Linked DNA regions of Homo sapiens: region 1 is linked to region 2. Evidence: read pairs that join two places in POLR2A ChIA-PET (ENCODE). Cell type or tissue: A673. All regions are shown on one strand. Each heading gives the region's core, and the rest is flanking DNA. Links, peaks and the distances in the headings are about the cores only.

The links. Peaks named below come from ENCODE experiments on the same cell type or tissue, not always from the same donor. Only the 100,000 strongest peaks of a DNase experiment are listed, where the experiment ranks them.
Region 1: POLR2A ChIA-PET joins it to region 2 with 5 read pairs; 2 of 35 experiments call an interaction of 5 or more read pairs at or near these places.

Annotation. Positions count from the first base shown.
Region 1 is chr7:131,221,719-131,224,637 of GRCh38, forward strand. It overlaps a transcript of MKLN1 not described here. Among named protein-coding and RNA genes, the nearest start is that of MKLN1-AS, 100 kb to the right of the region's middle. In A673, for the core only: a CTCF peak has its summit at 645; no DNase peak of the experiment used is centred there.
Region 2 is chr7:131,479,679-131,482,597 of GRCh38, forward strand. The region is part of intron 17 of MKLN1 (muskelin 1); the gene reads left to right. Among named protein-coding and RNA genes, the nearest start is that of PODXL, 75 kb to the right of the region's middle. In A673, for the core only: no CTCF peak of the experiment used is centred there; a DNase peak (open chromatin) is centred at 1,463.

The DNA of each region.
Region 1 (2,919 bases), core at 289-2,788, 260 kb before region 2:
CCATGTTGACCAGGCTGGTCTCGAGCTCCTGACCTTAGGTGATCCACCCACCTTAGCCTCCCGAAGTGCTGGGATTACAGGTATGAGTCACCATGCCCGGCCTCTTGCCACTTTTTAAATGTAACACTTAAATAGTTCTTGCTGTGTGACAGACACTGTTCAGACACTGTTCTAAGTGCTTTTATTTTATTTATTTATTTATTTTGACATGGAGTGTTGCTCTGTCGCCCAGGCTGGATTGTGGTGGTGTGATCTCGGCTCACTGCAACCTCCGCCTCCTGGGTTCAAGCAATTTTCCTACCTTAGCCTCTTGAGTAGCTGGGACTACAGGCATGCACCACCATGCCCGGCTAATTTTAGTAGAGATGGGGTTTCACTATGTTGGCTAGGGTGATCTAGTGATCACTTTAAGTGATCTGCCCACCTCGGCCTCCCGAAGTGCTGGGATTACAGGCCACTGTGCCTGGCCTCTAAGTATTTTTAAATATTAACTCATTTAATCCTTACAACAACCCTGTGAGCTAAGAACTACTATTGTCTGAATTTTATGGATGAGGAAAAGGAAACTGAAGCCCAGAGAGGTTAAGGACTTGCTCAGAGTTACCCAGCTGTTACTTCTCTGGTTTATAGATGGCACCTTCCTGCTGTGTCCCCACGTGGTGGAAGAAGGGAAGACATCTCTCTGGTATTAGCATCTTTAATACCCGAAGTCATGCTTTTCACTACTCCACCATGCTGCCACTCTGGTTTATGTAGAGTCTCCCAGGATCTCCTTTGGAGATTTCATGGCTGCTTTTACAAAGCATCTCCCCTAAGGTATAACACTCTCTGTTGGGTTTGGGCAGTGTGTGTATTCCTCTGAAACTTCTGTGTGCCTCCTGGTGTATCCACTGGCAGTCACGTGTTCACAGGCTTAATTCTGCAGAAGACATCAGAATCTGCCCTTCTTTCTCTCCAGGGATAAGGGCACAAGGAAGCCATTTCTACCCATATAAACATTTAAAAATACAATTTCAGGCCGGGTACAGTGGCTCACGCCTGTAATCTCAACATTTTGGGAGGCCAAGGCAGGTGAATCACCTGAGGTCAGGAGTTCAAGACCAGCCTGGCCAACATGGTAAAATCCTCTTTGCTAAAAATACAAAAAAAAAAAAAAAAAGAAAGAAAATAAAAACTAGCCATGCATGGTGGTGCGCACCTGTTATCCTAGTTACTTGGGAGGCTGAGGCATGAGAATGGTTTGAACCCCGGAGGTGGAGGTTGCAGAGATCACGCCACTGCACTCCACTTTTGGTGACAGAGCAAGACTCTGTCTCAGAAAAAAAAATAAATAAATACAGTTTCAGCATATAACAAGCACTATGCTATCTTCATGGTAAGAAGTGCTCTGCCCCTACATAGGAAAGGATACTACTTTGGGATCTGTTGCCAATCTGGGTGAGTTTATAGGGATTCTTCCCCACATTCCCCTTTCAGACCCTTGGGAACAGGGTCATGAAATTTTTAGATGGTTGGCTGGAGTCAGGCAACCAGTTCAGAGCTGTAGGACAGGTTTTCTGGTGAGAGTAGCAAACTGGTCTGGAGACAAGCCCAGGACATTGGCTTCCTTACTCTGGAAGACCGTAGCCATAGCTCGGAACATCACAGGTACTCTGCTAATCCTCTGAACCTTCCATATGTCCCTCTGGCTGTGCCCCAGATGACTTTGCCTAGTAAAACTGGGTTAGCAGAGAAGAAAGATTTACAGGAAGTTAGGATGAGCTTGGGTTTCTGCTGCCTACACTAACCCTGACTTGTGTTGCGGGACCAGGCCTCATTGCTACACAGAGATTTTTCTGTGGCTCTTTCATGCCTCCTGTCAGCTTGCCGCTCTTAATTCCCAAGGCCTCTGCCCATTCTCCATCTCTAAAATGCTTTTCCTGGATCTTCTTCCCACAGGGCTCTCATGCTGAGCTGGCTGGAACTGATAGCGAATTCTTGCTAAGAAATGAGCTGATCACTTCTGAGTTACAGCCTCAGCTCTATACACTGCATGTGCTTTTTTTGTTGTTGTTTTTGTTTTTTTTGAGATGGAGTCTTGCTCTGTTGCCAAGGCTGGAGTACAGTGGTGCGATCTCGGCTTACTCCAGCCTCCGCCTCCTGGGTTCAAGCGATTCTCCTGACTCAGCCTCCTGAGTAGCTGGGATTACAGGCACACACCACCACACCTGACTAATTTTTGTATTTTTAATAGAGATGGGTTTCACCATGTTAGTCAGGCTGATCTCGAACTCCTGACCTCGTGATCTGCCCACCTTGTCCTCCCAAAGTGCTGGGATTACAGGTGTGAGCCGCTGAACCCACCTGCATTTGCATCTTAACAGGGACATCAAAACCAAAAAGTTTAAAAACTCAAAGCACTGGCTGGTGTGGAGGCTCAAACCTGTAATCCCAGCACTTTGGGAAGCTATTGGGGACAATCAATCGCTTGAGGCCAAGAATTTGAGATCAGCCTGGGCAACACAGAGAAACCTGGTTTCTATACAAAAATTTAAAAATTAGCTGGGGCTGGGTGCGGTAGCTCACACCTGTAATCCCAGCACTTTGGGAGGCCAAGGTGGGCAGATCCCCTTAGGTCAGGAGTTTAAGACTAGCCTGGCCAACATGGCGAAACCCCATCTCTACTAAAAATACAAAAATTAGCTGGGCGTGGTGGCGAGTGCCTGTAATCCCAGCTACTGGGGAGGCTGAGGCAGGAGAATCGCTCGAACCCAGGAGGCAGAGGCTACGGTGAGCCAAGATCACACCACTGCACTTTAGCCTGGTGATAGAGCGAGACTCCTTCTCAAAAAATAATAATAATAAAATAAAATAAAGAATTAAAATAAATAAAAATTAGCAGGGCATGGTGGCATGTGCCTGTAGTGCCAGCTACTTGGG
Region 2 (2,919 bases), core at 223-2,722:
TAGCAGGGTGTGGTGGCGGGCGCCTGTAGTCCCAGCTACTCAGGAGGCTGAGGCAGGAGAATGGCGGTAACCCAGGAGGCAGAGCTCGCAGTGAGCCGAGATTGCGCCACTGCACTCCAGCCTGGGCGACAGAGTGAGACTCCGTCTCAAAAAATAATAATAATAATAAATTTAAATAAATAAATAAATAAATAAATCAGCCGGGCACGGTGGCTCACGCCTGTAATCCCAACTACTCGGGAGGCTGAGGCAGAATTGCTTGAACCCAGGAGGGGGAGGTTGCAGTGAGCCAAGATCGTGCCATTGCACTCCAGCCTGGGCGACAGAGGAAGACTCCATCTCAAAAAAAAAAAAAAAAAAAAATACCAAGACTGTAATAAAGTGGGTGGTCTCTAGAACCCAGACCTTTACTTGGGTGAATTTTCAAGGGCATTTTCATCAGGATAACTTATGATAGCTTCATTTTTTACCAAGATAATCGTCTTGAAGTATGGAAATTCCCAGCTTTCCTCTGGTCAGTGAATGCATATTAATCCCATTGATGCTGGTGCAGTTATTATTTGCCTTAGAGTTGAGCAATAGTATTGAAATTTTCCATTGTATGTAATATAAATACTATTTTTTATGTTTGGAATAAAATAACACTTTGGGATATCAATTTAGTTTCTTCATTATTTGACCTTTTATCTCTTGAAAGTGAACTGTACCTCAAAGAAAAAAGAGTATATATAATTCTGGTGCTTTTCACTGGGATGAAAAAATAGAGGTGTTCTTGAGGTCTTGCCCTTTATCCATAGCGAGTGATTGAGGCTTCTCGACTGATCAAGGCAACTCCAGTCCTAAGTTCTAACTCCAGAATATGTAGGATTCCTCAGGACTAGACTGAGCAGACTGCTATAAACGTGACTCCAGAAGGTTCTCCTAAGAATTTAGATAATGATTTACCACTATTCATACACTCGAGTTGAAGACCTTAGGCTACTAGAAATCCCCAGTCTGTGAGCTGGAGAACCTAGGTGTAAACATTATTTTGGAAAGTTCATGCCCTTCTGAATTCTAGCATTTGAAACAGATGTACTGATACATGAATTGGGGGTCTGGCATATATTCTGTTTAAATGATTATGTGCCTTATGTCTGATACCACAGCCCAGGCCCATTATTTTATTTATTAGTGCATAGCACTAAACTATCTCTAACTGACTTATTTTTAGCCTTTAGAACAAGAATTTCTTGGCAGCAATTTAAATATATCAATTAGGGTGGTGTCAGCAAATATTTTACCTTCAGCTTAACTCCTTTCTTTTGACTCTGACCTATTCACTGCCAACTAATATATTTTGTCAGGAATAGTTTGTTTTATTTGGATTCTAAACAAACCTCAGATATACTGAGAACAATACAAACACAAAAAGAGAAAAATACAAGCAGGGGAAATTCCTGTGGGATGTTGTTTCCTGTCTTGTCTGAGGGGAGGTATTATATAGCCTAGTGATTAGGAGGTTGGAATGTGAGATGGTGGTTGAGAGTCAGGATCTCTTTTAAAAGTGATCTTGAGCAAGTTATTTAAACTTTCTAATTATCAGTTTCTTTATCTGTAAAATGGAGGTAATGGGAATACTTACCTCAAATTGCTGAGAGAATTAAATGAAATAATTCTGCAAGATAGTTATCACAGTAAAGCAGTAAATGCTCCATTCAGGGTACCATTACTATTGACTGCCTTAAAAATTTAATCTTCTAGCCAGGTGCGATAACTCATGCTTGTAATCTCAACACTTTTGGAGGCCGAGGTGAGATGATCATCTTGAGCCCGAGAGTTCAAGATTAACCAGAGTAACATAGCAGGATCTTGTCTCTATTTTTTTAAAAAAGTCACCTTTGTAACACTGGTGAATTTGGATAAGGAGCAAATTCAGATTGTATGCTAATTTTAATAATGAGAAATTTGATTTAGTATTTATAAACAAGAAGTACTTTTCATAAGGTTTCATGCCTATTTAGAGTTCCTGGTTCTTGTTCTTATTAATTTTCTGTCAGACTGTTCTATCTTTGTGCCAATTAGAATAGAAATAAAATGGGTTATTTACTGTACCTTTCATTGTATAAATGAATATTTCATTTTCTAAGGTCTGCAAAAAAAAAAAAAAAAAAACCTCAGCCGAACTTTCTGAATGACTTCCTCCAGAAATAATCCAATTTATGTTCATCCCTTAGTGAGAATTAAATAAAAGTATTAATATTGTATGTAAAATTTTAAAGAATCAGAAAGATGGAAGGTGACATTATCTTAGTTTTGGAAAAATGAGTGATCTCGGAGAAAATCTCCAAGGATCTTGATTTTAGAGCTTCTGGTGGCTATAGGCACTTTTAAGGTTGAACTCAGTCACTTTGCTAAGTTTAAGAGCTATATCTTATTTCTAGAAAGTATGAATTGGAGCAATTAAACTTATTTTCAGCAGGGTATGTGACAAGTAGGAAAAATCTGGTCTGTAAAGCATGTTGCCTATTTATTTATTTATTCATTCATTCATTCAGACAGGATCTTGCTCTGATACTTAGGCTGGAGTGCAGTGGTGCAGTCATGGCTCACTGCAGCCTGGACTTCCTGGGCTCAAGCAATCCTTCTGCCTCAGCCTCCCGAGTAGCTGGGACTGCTGGCATGCACAACCATGCTGAGCTAATTTTTTTTTCCTTTTTTACATTTTTTGTAGAGATGAGATCTCACTGTATTGCCCAGGTTTGTCCTTTTTTGGTCCTCACAACTCTTTTTAGAAGTTTACAGTCCAAATATAAAGTTTAGTGTTAGAAATAAGAAGTGTACATTTAATAATGTGTATGCTAGGAAAAAAATGAGAATTCATGTTATTTCTCCTTTACCACAAGTAGGAAAATCCAGCTACGTGTAGGATGTTAAGTT